Linked DNA regions of Homo sapiens: region 2 is linked to region 1. A link is a loop called in an ENCODE intact Hi-C map of the cell type or tissue named here. Cell type or tissue: IMR-90. All regions are shown on one strand. Each heading gives the region's core, and the rest is flanking DNA. Links, peaks and the distances in the headings are about the cores only.

Region 1 (5,380 bases), core at 187-5,186:
CAGAGTCCCATGATAGGCCATCTGCAAGCTGGGGAACCAGGCAAGCCAGTGACATGGCTCAGTTCAAGTTCCTTGGTCTCAGAAGCAAGGAAGCCAATGTTGTAACTCTCAATTCCAGGATGAAGGCCTAAGAGACTGGGGGACACTGGTGCGAGTCCTAGAGTCCTAAGGCTGGGGAACCTGCAGTTGTGATGTCCATGGGTGGGAGAAGAAGGATGTCCTGGCTTTGGAAGAAAGCTCAAATTTGCCCTTCCTCTGCCTCCCGTTCTGTCAGAGTCCCCAGCTGATCAGATGGTGCCCACCACACCAAGGGGGTCTTCCCTCTCAGTCCGTGGACTCAAATGCCAGTCTCCTCTGGAAACACCTTACAGACACAGCTGGGGCAGCCCAGTTATTCTAGTCAAATGCCAAACCACGTGGGTTTCCTTTTCAGCAGAAGAGGGGTTGACACTCAAAGTCAACCATCACAGTATTCAAACTTCAAAATATCCTGGTCTAAAATCCTAAGACAAAAGATGGAATTTTGTATTTGTGATATTTCTGACATTGGCCACAGAAGGAAGTGTACACACACACACACACACACACACACACACACACACACACACACACACACACACATATTTATTAAGGTGAAATTCAAATAACATACAATTAACCATCTTAAAATGAACAAACTAGTGGCATTGGTTGCATTCACAATGTTGTATGGCCAACACTTCTGTCTAGTTTGAAACATTTCCATCACTCCAAAGTAAAGCCCCAGACCCATCAAGCAATTTCTCCCCATTCCCTCCTCCCCCTCAGCTTCTACAGGCACCAGTCTGTTTTCTGTCTTTGTGGATTTATGAATAGCTCATACAAATGGAACCATACAACGTGTAGCTTTTTGTATCCAACTTCTTTCACTTAGCGTCGTGTTTTCGAGGTTCATCCACATGTAAATCCTGCGGAAGAGCTTTTCTTCTGCTTAATGCTGATATATTAGCCCATCTTCATACTGCTATGAAGAAATACCCGAGACTGGGTAATTTATAAAGAGAAAGAGGTTTAATAGACTCAGTTTCACAGGGCTGGGGAGGCCTCACAAGCATGGTGGAAGACGAAGGAAGGGCAAAGGGACTTCTTACATGGTGGCAGGCAAGAGAGCGTGTGCAGGGGAACTGCCCTTTATAAAACCATCAGATCTCATAAGAACTGCCCTTTATAAAACTGTCAAATCTCGTGAGACTTTTTCACTACTGCAAGAACAGAGCAGGAAAATCCTGCCCCCATGATTCAATTTCTTCCTACCAAGTCCCTCCCTCCACACGTGGGTATTATGGGAGCTACAATTCAAGATGAGATTTGGGTGGGGACACAGCCAAACCATATCAGTTTGAGTAGGCGTTTTAAGAAACGCTGATGGCCGGGTGCAGTGGCTCACGCCTGTAATCCCAGCACTTTGGGAGGCAGAAGCAGATGGATCACCTGAGATCAGGAGTTCAAGACCAGCCTGGCCAACATGGCAAAACCCTGTCTCTACTAAAAATACAAAAATTAGCCAGACATGGTGGGGTGTCTCTGTGGTCCCAGCCACTTGAGAGGCTGAGGCAGTAGAATGGCTTGAACTCAGGAGGGAGAGGCTGTAGTGAGCTGAGACTGCGCCACTGTACTCCAGCCTGGGAGACAGAGTGAGACCCTGTCTCAAAAAAAAAAAAAACAAAAAAAACCCAGGAAATGCTGATGCTTTCTAGGCCCTGGAAAGATCACCTCACCAGAGGCTATGGAGGCCAGGCTCTGTTCATGGAACCACACTCTGTCTTCTCACTCTGCTGTGTCCTGGCGTTGGCTCTGAATTAGATTCTTGGGACCTCAACATCGTCTCTTGCTCCTGGACCTTGCTACTTTCTTTCCAGCCTTTGCTTCTCACCTCCCAGATTGGCCCCCATGGTGTGTACTCAGAACTGATGCTGCCTGTCACTGAGGTTGCCCTGCCTTGGCTCTGTATATTTGGATTCAATAGATCTTGAGAGAAAATGAACCTCACAGACATCAGAGAAGAAGAGAAGACAGGAAGTGGACCTGTAAATCTCCAGCCCTTTTTATCTCGTTAGGTTGCTTTGAGGTCTCCTGGGAGAGAGGCAGGAGCAGATGGTGTCTTAATGCCTGGGCAGGAAGAAGATGCTGAATTAGGATCACTCCTAGAAAAGGTGATGAGTCAAAAGGTTTTTACCAGCACCTTGGGAGGCTGGGGCAGGTGGATTACTTTAGCCCGGGAGTTTGAGACCAGCCTGGGCAACTTGGTGAAACCCCATCTCTACAAAAAAAAAAAAAAAAAAATTAGCTGGGCATGGTGGTGCACATCTGCAGTCCCAGCTACTCGGGAGGCTGAGGCACAAGAATCACTTTAGAGGTTGCAGTGAATCAAGATTGCGCCACTAGACTCCAGCCTGGGCAACAGAGCGAGACCCTATCTAAAAAAAAAAAAAAAAGTTTTTAGTGTATACCTGAAGTAAATTCATTATCAGAATTTAAACTTAAAAATGATTTGCATATGGCTTTTTGTCTTTCATGTTTTATTGTATTTTCACTAAAAAAAACAAACCTTAATATGTAATCAGTTCTATTGCTATTTTTGACTTCACCTGTTTTGATCTTTTCCCTAATTTGTATAGTCTCACTATGTTTTTAAACATTTTTGAAGTCATAGAATTTGTCTTTCTGGAATTGGAAACTTGCATCTACTAAATTTTAATAACTTTTCTGTTGAGCTGATTGTACTTAGAGAGCACTTACTATTCAAGCAGCCCTACAGAGCCACTAGGTGGTGCTCACATGCTATTGTAAACAGATTCAGCTGTTGAAGTTAAATTATTTGGAAAAACACTTTGTCTTCATTTTAGGTAAATGCAGAAATTGGCCCTATATACTGTATGTGCTTTTTGGATTACAGATTTTTCAGCTCCCTTCTCCTTTATTGACTGCCTTTTCCACTATGGCATTATGGTTAAGCAGAAAGACTCTAGAGTAAGACTAATTTAAAACACTGGCTCTGTCATTCACTTACTCTGTAACCTTGGGTAAGTCACTTAACTTCAATTTTCTCATCTGCAATGGGATTAATAATAATACATACCTCCTGGAGTGGTTGTGAGAATTTAAAGGTAAGTATATATTAAGCACATAATGTTATATGTGTTTGCGTTTATTATTAATGTTTTTGTTTTTGTTATGGCATTGCTAATCGCTTAGACAAATGTTTCCTAGTACCAGTCCAAGGACCAGCAAAATCAGAATCACTTAAGGATCTTATTTAAGATGTCAGTTTCTGAGCTCTATACCTGGAGCATCTATTTGAGTCACTTTGGGGTAGGGCTTAGGTATGCACATTCTTCAACAGCTTCTCAGTTGATTCTAAGGCTCAGCTAGATTTGGGGATATTGTTGTCTACCCAAGTTCAATCAAAGTGTGTGAAGCTAATAATATTTACATACTAGCAATTTCCAATTCCCCTTCAGTATGTAGTGTGCATAGTCCAAAGCTCTGTCCCCTGGATTTCTTCTCTCCACTGTCATTCAAGGCCAGCTCCTGAATGAGGCAGTACTGCGGTCACTGGCTATTTTTGGCTTGTATCCTCAAACTCAGCTGACTTATGGGTCAATGATACTCTGACTTACTGATTTAATCTTGGGTATTTTCCTCCTCCATGGGCTGGTCATAAGGGACCTCCCATGTGGCCATAGGTGTGAGCTCAAGAGAGGCACTGATGCAATAATGATGAATAATATGGGGTCTGAGCTACCTGCTTGCATAGCTTGCTATGCCCTTGATGAGGATATACCGTTTCCATCTTTCCATCAATTACTGCTGCACTTGCCCAGCTGTGTGGCTTTGTGGGTGTGACAGGACCTGGCTCATCATGAATGGCTGATACTTGGTGTCCCGTGGTCAGATATGCCATGTCTTCCAGGGCCCAACAGCATGCTAGGAGCTGTTCTTTCCAAAGTTATATCGTTCTTGCTATAGTTGGCACAGTGTTGCTCTAGAACTCTTAAGTGTCTGAGTTGTGATTTGCCAATGTGGATTGCCAGACACGACAGGGTATCTTTTTCCGTCACCACTACCTCTAATGCCTTAGCAACTGCTGGGTCCTTTGGCCAAGCTGTGGGGCCAGTCGCCTTGCAGCCTGGACCTTTTGCTGTTTTGGTTCCTATTCAAAACTGGCAGCCTTTTGGGTCCCTTGCCATGTGGGTGTGATCAATATTCCCAATTGTGGAATTAATATTTCCAGAATCCAAAGAGTGTTGTGTTACATTCTTTGTTTTAGGGGAGTAAAATGTAGAATTTATTCTTTACTTTGGCCAAGTTATCCTGGCATGCTGCAGATCCTGGACTTTTAAAAGTGTACTAATGTGGCAGGCCCCTGAAGCTTCATAGAACTTTTCCTGCCTCTTTATTTATTTTATGAGTCTGACTTACAAAGGTCCCAGCACACTTGCCACTTCTTGTTCATTGGGTCTGGTTTACAAGTGTCATCACCACGATGATGTTCTGCAGAGGTCCAAGTGGCCCAGGTGTCCTCAGACAATATGATGACATGGTAGGGAGAGTTAATATAGCCCTGGGTCAGTGCTCTAAGTGAATACTGTTGTGTGTTCTGAGTGACTGTGAACTGTTTCTGATCCTCCTTTCTGATAGAGATGAAAAGAACACAGTCCCCAGATCAAAGGCTGCACAGCATGTACCTGGGGCCTGTGCTTTAGTGAAGATACAACATATGGCAAGGAAGCTTCAGAGCCAGCTGTGGGCTGCTACTTGTTTGAGTTTACAGGAGTCTGTCATCCTCCAGGACCTGTCTGGTTTCTGCAGGGACCAAATTAATTAAATGGTGATATGAGAGGGGACATACCCCTGCACCCTTAAGGTCTTTAAGGATAGTTCTAAGCTTTAAGATCCAAACCTCCCCTAACCCCTACCCCAGAATGTGCTGTTATTTTTGATTTACTGTTTTGGCTGGGGTGGACAGTTTTAGAAACTCTCCCTTGTCCTTTCTCACTGATAGCTCTTATCTCACACACCAAGAAATCTGTGGAGGTGGAGAATTGCAAACACCCTCTATTAGTCTGTTTTCATGCTACTGATAAAGACATACCTGAGTCTGGGTAATTTATAAAGAAAAAGAAGTTTAATGTACTCACAGTTCCACGTGGCTGGGGAGGCCTCACAATCATGGTGGAAGGTGAAAGGCACGTCTTATGTGGTGGCAAGCAAGAGAAGAAGTGCCAGCAGGGGAAATGCCAGACGCTTGTAAAACCATCAGATCTCGTGAGAACTCACTCACTATCATGAGAACAGTATAGGGGTAACCACCTCCATGATTCAATTATCTCCACCTGGT
Region 2 (5,380 bases), core at 150-5,149, 640 kb after region 1:
AGATCTGGTCCTGCCAGGGTGTTAGGGGCATGGTTATCCTTTCCCTGAGATGGAAACTAGTAACAGTTCTCACATGATGATACACCAGGCTCAGGGAACAGGGCAGCCAAAGCCACACCCGGACACCCGCAGGGGTCCTGGAGAGACTCCCGGACTGGCGATCTCAGGGAACAAACCCCGCTTCCTGACAGGAGCACTGTGAGTGGCAGAGCCCGTGGGAGGCTAAATGTGACCCTGTGAGGAGCAACTGAGTTACAGGATGTCCTCTGTGCTGGGTGGAAGATAACCAGGAAGGAGCTGGACACCTACCCAGCCCCGGGGTCGTCTCCTCCCAGGTCTCTCCTGGCACGTCCTTAACACAGAGTGGTGCCTGGGAGGTTCCCAGCACAAATGCTGGTGCTGGGCACACAGGGGCCAAGGAGACAGGCCAACCCTCCCCTCAGCACTCAGGGTCTGCAGGGAGACCGACTGGAAACAGCTCCTCCCCAGGCCTGGGTGCTGCCCAGAGAGCCCGGGCCCCAGGGTCCTCTCCCCCGAGGCTTTAAGATCCCAGTTTCTACATTTCCCTCTTTATTCCAGAATGTGTGATTTTCCCGGTGTGATTCCCTTTTGTCTCTTTCAGTTGCAGAGCCACACAAGGGTATGCACTATTTCACTCTGATAGGGAAGAAAAAGTGTTTTCACAAATTGAAGTGTGTTGTGGTGGTGTGGGCACCCGCATGGTGAAATGGCAGAGGCATCCCTTGTGAGTGGTTTCTGTCCCTGGGAAGGTTTTGGAAGGCACAGATTCCTTTGGTATAGTTGGAACCTAATGTGGAGACTGCTGGTGGCAGGCATTTCCTAAACATGTGTGGAAGGAAGGAAGGAAAGAAGGACAGAAGGAAGGAAGGGAGGGAAGGAGGAAGGGAGGGGAAGGAAGGAAGGAAGGAGGGAGGGAGAAAGGGAAAGAGGGAAGGAAGGAAGGAGGAGGAGGGAGGAAGGAAGGAAAGAAAGGAAGGAAGGAAGGAGACAGAGGGAGGGGAGGGGAGAGAAGAGAGTCAGAGACACAGAGAGAGGAGGGGGAGGAGGGCTGAAGAACACAGGCGTTCAGACCTCTTCAGGCCTTGGTCAGTCTGAACATTCGTCCACAATCTCATGGTCACCTCCACCCCGACCTTCCTTCTTCCCACTTGTCCGGACATGCGAAAGTCTCCTAGCCCAGGCAGTTAAGAGAGGAGAAGTCATCATTCATGTGCTGCCAACACCTTTGAGTTAGACACGGCCGAGCTTTCTGTAGGTCTGCCTCTTCCAGCGGACACCAGCTCTCCCCACCGGCAGGCAGCAGGGCCCTCCCACTCTTGGGCTCCACCTCCTCACTGTCCCCAAGGCAAATGGAAAGCCAGGTGTGTGTATGAATTCCAGCAAGGCAAAAGAAGCAAGAAAGAGAGCAACTGAGATGTGGAGATTAAAAATAGGATAAACAGGAACTGAGAAGTCTGGGTTTCTATTTTTCTGGTTCACTTTGTTTTCATGCTTCCCTCAGTGAACTCTTGTAATTGTAGTCTCTCCCAATTAAGCAGTCATTTGTAGCTCAGGATAAGAAAATAAAGAAAATAAGACTCCTGAGTTCCCTGCGTGTAGAATTCCCCACCCCTCATCCTCAGAATGCATTCATTCCCAGCACACATGAAAACAATTGTCTGTAGGAAAAGAAGAATCAACTTTAGGCTTTGCCCAGAAATGCCAGCACAGTTCCTTCCATGGTGGTCGATGACCTCAAATTGGAAATGTGATAAATATAAGAATATCTATACCACATAAAAAACCAACAAGCTCCACACTTTGATTTTGCCCTATTCAGGGCAAGCTCTGATGTAAGAGGATGTCGGATGAACACGGATGCCCACGTGGCTACCCTAGGCCAGGGTTAAATCTCCTGGTGGTGAAAGCCTCTGTGCTACAGGGGAAAAGGTGTGTAGGCCGTGTGTGTGTGTGTGTGTGTGTGTGTGTGTGTGTGTGTGTGTGTGTATCCAGGAGATCAGCAGCCAGAGCTTCATTTATCACGGCTTTGCTTCCTAAAATGTAACTGGAGGCACAGAGAGCTCTTTATAAATCAAAAGGCCCCTAGCTTCCACTAGCCTGAAACAGTAGAGACGGTGGGAGCTGCCTGTGTTGAGTCTGAATGAAACACCCACTCAGCCCAGCTGCAAGCTATCTAAAGCAAATATCCCGACAATGGCCTCTTGCCCAGAAACGGCCTCAGCAGCCTGCCTCCCTGGACAGGAAGGAAGGCGCTCTGGAACAGAACCACTGCCCACGTGGTGGTGGGGGTGTGGGGAGCTCTCTCCTGGTCCCATCTCGCATTTGCCCCAAATCAAAGTAGAGGCTGCTAAACGGCTGATAGAGAAAGATGGACCGTCTAACTGCTAGTCAATGTTTATTGTATTCTTAGAAGCAGCGACTCTTCTCAACTTCCTGTGATCAAAAACGCTTGTTAATCGTTCTTATTAAAAGCCAGATCTCCCAACGTACAACTTTGTTGCACGTGGACTGAATTAAAAGCAGGAGATTGTTTTCATCTCTAGAATTCAGCGAATGCCAAAACAAATGTACATGAAATTGCCGGCCCTTTTTTTTTTCTTTCTTTCTTTCGTTATCTCTTTTCCCTTATTTCCCCCTACAGGAGGCAGCGAAACCTAGTAAAGAAAAAGAGGAAACTGGAACCTGAAGCTCAAAATTACGGGCAGGGAACTCGGATTCTGTCTGGGTGGAAGTGTTAGGTCACAATAGGATCCACTCAACCATCATGTTGCTTTTACTTTTCTCTCCTGCTGGTTTTCCGGGGGTACAGGTTTACAGTATGTGTCAGTGACTGAGACAAGCCCTTCCAAAGTGGCCGTTTTCTTGCTAATGTTAAATTATTTTTGATGCATTTTCTCTAGATTCCCCAGTTCTTGCAGGAAAACATTCAGAATGTGTTTTGATAAAATAGTAGCTCAGAAAAGCTCGTGCATCTTAGAAGCTTGCCATTTAAAATACAGATGTCCAGTTAAATTGAAATTTCGGAGAAGCAACTAATTTTGTTTAATGTTCAGGTAAACAATGAATGATAAAATATTACATGGAGTACATGTATGCTAAAAATGTATTCATGTTTATCTAAAATTTATATTTAAGTGGGTATCCTGTAGTTTTTAAATCTGATGACCCAGAACAAGTCAGCTCATTTGACCACATGTCTGCTGCACATATAGAGAGTTGAACACGTTCTAGGTAGTAATTATTCCCTGATACAATCATTTCGTCTTTATACCGCTACTCAATACCAGTACCCAGAAATGGTTGAGTCACCTAATGTAATTTTGCCAATCTGTTATGAGGTCATAGAAGACCGTCACTGGTAAGCTGCATAGAGAATCTAGGAATTGTTCTAACCGTGGTTCCTGACAAGCTCAAGCCCTCTAGACTTTACTTTTCCACTCCTCTAGCTTGGCTGGAAGGGCTGTAGCCACTTTCTGACTTTCTAGTCAGAGAGCCTTGAATATGAAGAAGGGTGGCCACGTTTCCATCTGCGAGGCTGACAGTCAAGGGCAGGAGTGTCTACCGTTTGCACAGTAGTCTGACGAAGGATTTCTCCCCAGTTGATTCCAAATTCATAATTTTCTGGAGTATAAAGGGACTGAACAGTATGGAGGTAGTCTAAGACATAAGACCTTCCTTTCAAAACTCAACTGCCAAAGTCAATGGAGCTTGCTACCACTTTAAAAACATTCCCAGGTCCAGCACACACGATCTAAAATTAAACTTAATTATCATCACTTGGAGATGCTCTATTAGAGGAAAGTCTGTGAGTCAATATGAAACGTCCTGCTGATCATCATCTGCAAAGTGGCCGAGCCAAGAACTGCTGGGACGCTCTGGCCACATATGGAACAGGACATGATATACATGATCTGATACTCTCATCTTAGACATACATTTTCTTAAACATCGAAAACAACAGAACGATTCTCCTGAGTGACTGTTGGATATACCTTTTTGTATTTTAAAAATGTGCTTGCTCCACTCACAGGGACCCTGCTGCCTGATCACTCAAATCACCTCATGGGAAACTCTGAGAAATGCTTTATTTAGAAGCAGTTCGGACTGTGAGTCATGCAACATTTTGCTGTGTTTTTCTTCTTCAGTTCTCCTGCTCCCATAAACATTTATAGGAAGACAGGATATTTCACTGCGTTTCAAGAGTCCATCTGCCACAGATGCTTGTTCCCCACCTGAAGTCATCAACTTTCAGGAAAGAAAATATCTGGTTTTCTTTCAAATGCTGATAAAGAAAAAAAAAATTGGCAAGGAAAAAGGATGACCCTTGAGTAGAATTACCTCTTCCCTGAGTGTTTCTCACGATTCTCTGTAAAGCATTGGTAGTTTAATGCTGGAATCCACCCTGTGGTCAGAGGCACAGTTTTATAAGATTAATAGTATTCTAAAGGAACACAACAACAAAAGATTAATAGTATTCTAAGGCAAAGAAGTCGCAAAGGACTTTGTCCCCTTCATGAAGCAGTGGAAAAAATTATTCCTTTTCTTTTCGAGGGGAGGGTGTCTGTGGGGAGTGGGGAGTGGCAGGCAGTGTCAAAAGCTTACTTTGACTTCCTGATCACATTTTCCTTCAAAATTTTTCACATTTCATTTAAGCCTGCAAGTATCCACTTACTGAAAATGACCTTCTTCGGATCTAAGAATTCTGATATAATTTAGTTGATTCCTTCTTGATTCTAGGGTAAGTTTATGGGCTTTCTTGACTTTGGATTAAAAGGCAAATTTCCTTTGAGATACAGAAGATCTCTCCCTTTATGCCAACATCAATCCTCTTTCAGTAGCAGTTTCCCAATATTTTCTTGATCTAAAAAAAACAAACAACAACAACAAAAACTTCTTTATTTTTGTTTTTCTCAAACACCTAGTTATCTACTTTCTTTTTGGATACTTTTCCTTTTATGTTTTTATTACCCTTTGCCTTCAGTATGTTAGAAGGAGGTTGCCAAATTTCCTCTGAATATTAGCTTAGTCACTAAGAGTACTGGATTTAAGAGGTTGCTTTTCTCTACTAAGCAATACAAAGTAGATGTTCTTGATTATGTCTCTTTTTAGTGGTAGAAAACAGTTCATAGTCATCACTGAACATCATTCACTGGGCCTGGAACCTGAGTCTGAAGGGTTGAGGAAGGCAGTGTCATGCAGTCTTGGGGAACAGAGGCTCTCTGGAGCCAAGACACCTGAGTTCAAACCCCAGTTCTGTCACTTGCTAGCTGTGTGAGCTTCAAAAATTGAACTAACTACTTGAAGCCTTGGTTTTTCCCTCTGTAAAATGGAGAAAAAAGTGGTACCTACCTCATTGGGT

Evidence for each region. A loop is a pair of places that touch in the nucleus more often than their neighbours do. Peaks named below come from ENCODE experiments on the same cell type or tissue, not always from the same donor. Only the 100,000 strongest peaks of a DNase experiment are listed, where the experiment ranks them.
Region 2: it touches region 1 in a loop (2.8-fold over the local background); 4 of 110 quality-filtered maps call a loop at or near these places.

What each region holds. Positions count from the first base shown.
Region 1 is chr21:35,837,817-35,843,196 of GRCh38, reverse strand. No RefSeq gene overlaps it. Among named protein-coding and RNA genes, the nearest start is that of MIR802, 120 kb to the right of the region's middle. In IMR-90, for the core only: a CTCF peak has its summit at 2,800 (motif pointing right); a DNase peak (open chromatin) is centred at 2,806.
Region 2 is chr21:35,202,301-35,207,680 of GRCh38, reverse strand. No RefSeq gene overlaps it. Among named protein-coding and RNA genes, the nearest start is that of RUNX1, 160 kb to the right of the region's middle. In IMR-90, for the core only: a CTCF peak has its summit at 2,675 (motif pointing left); DNase peaks (open chromatin) are centred at 2,220, 2,640, 4,140 and 5,050; H3K4me3 peaks cover 612 bases; H3K27ac peaks cover 3,738 bases.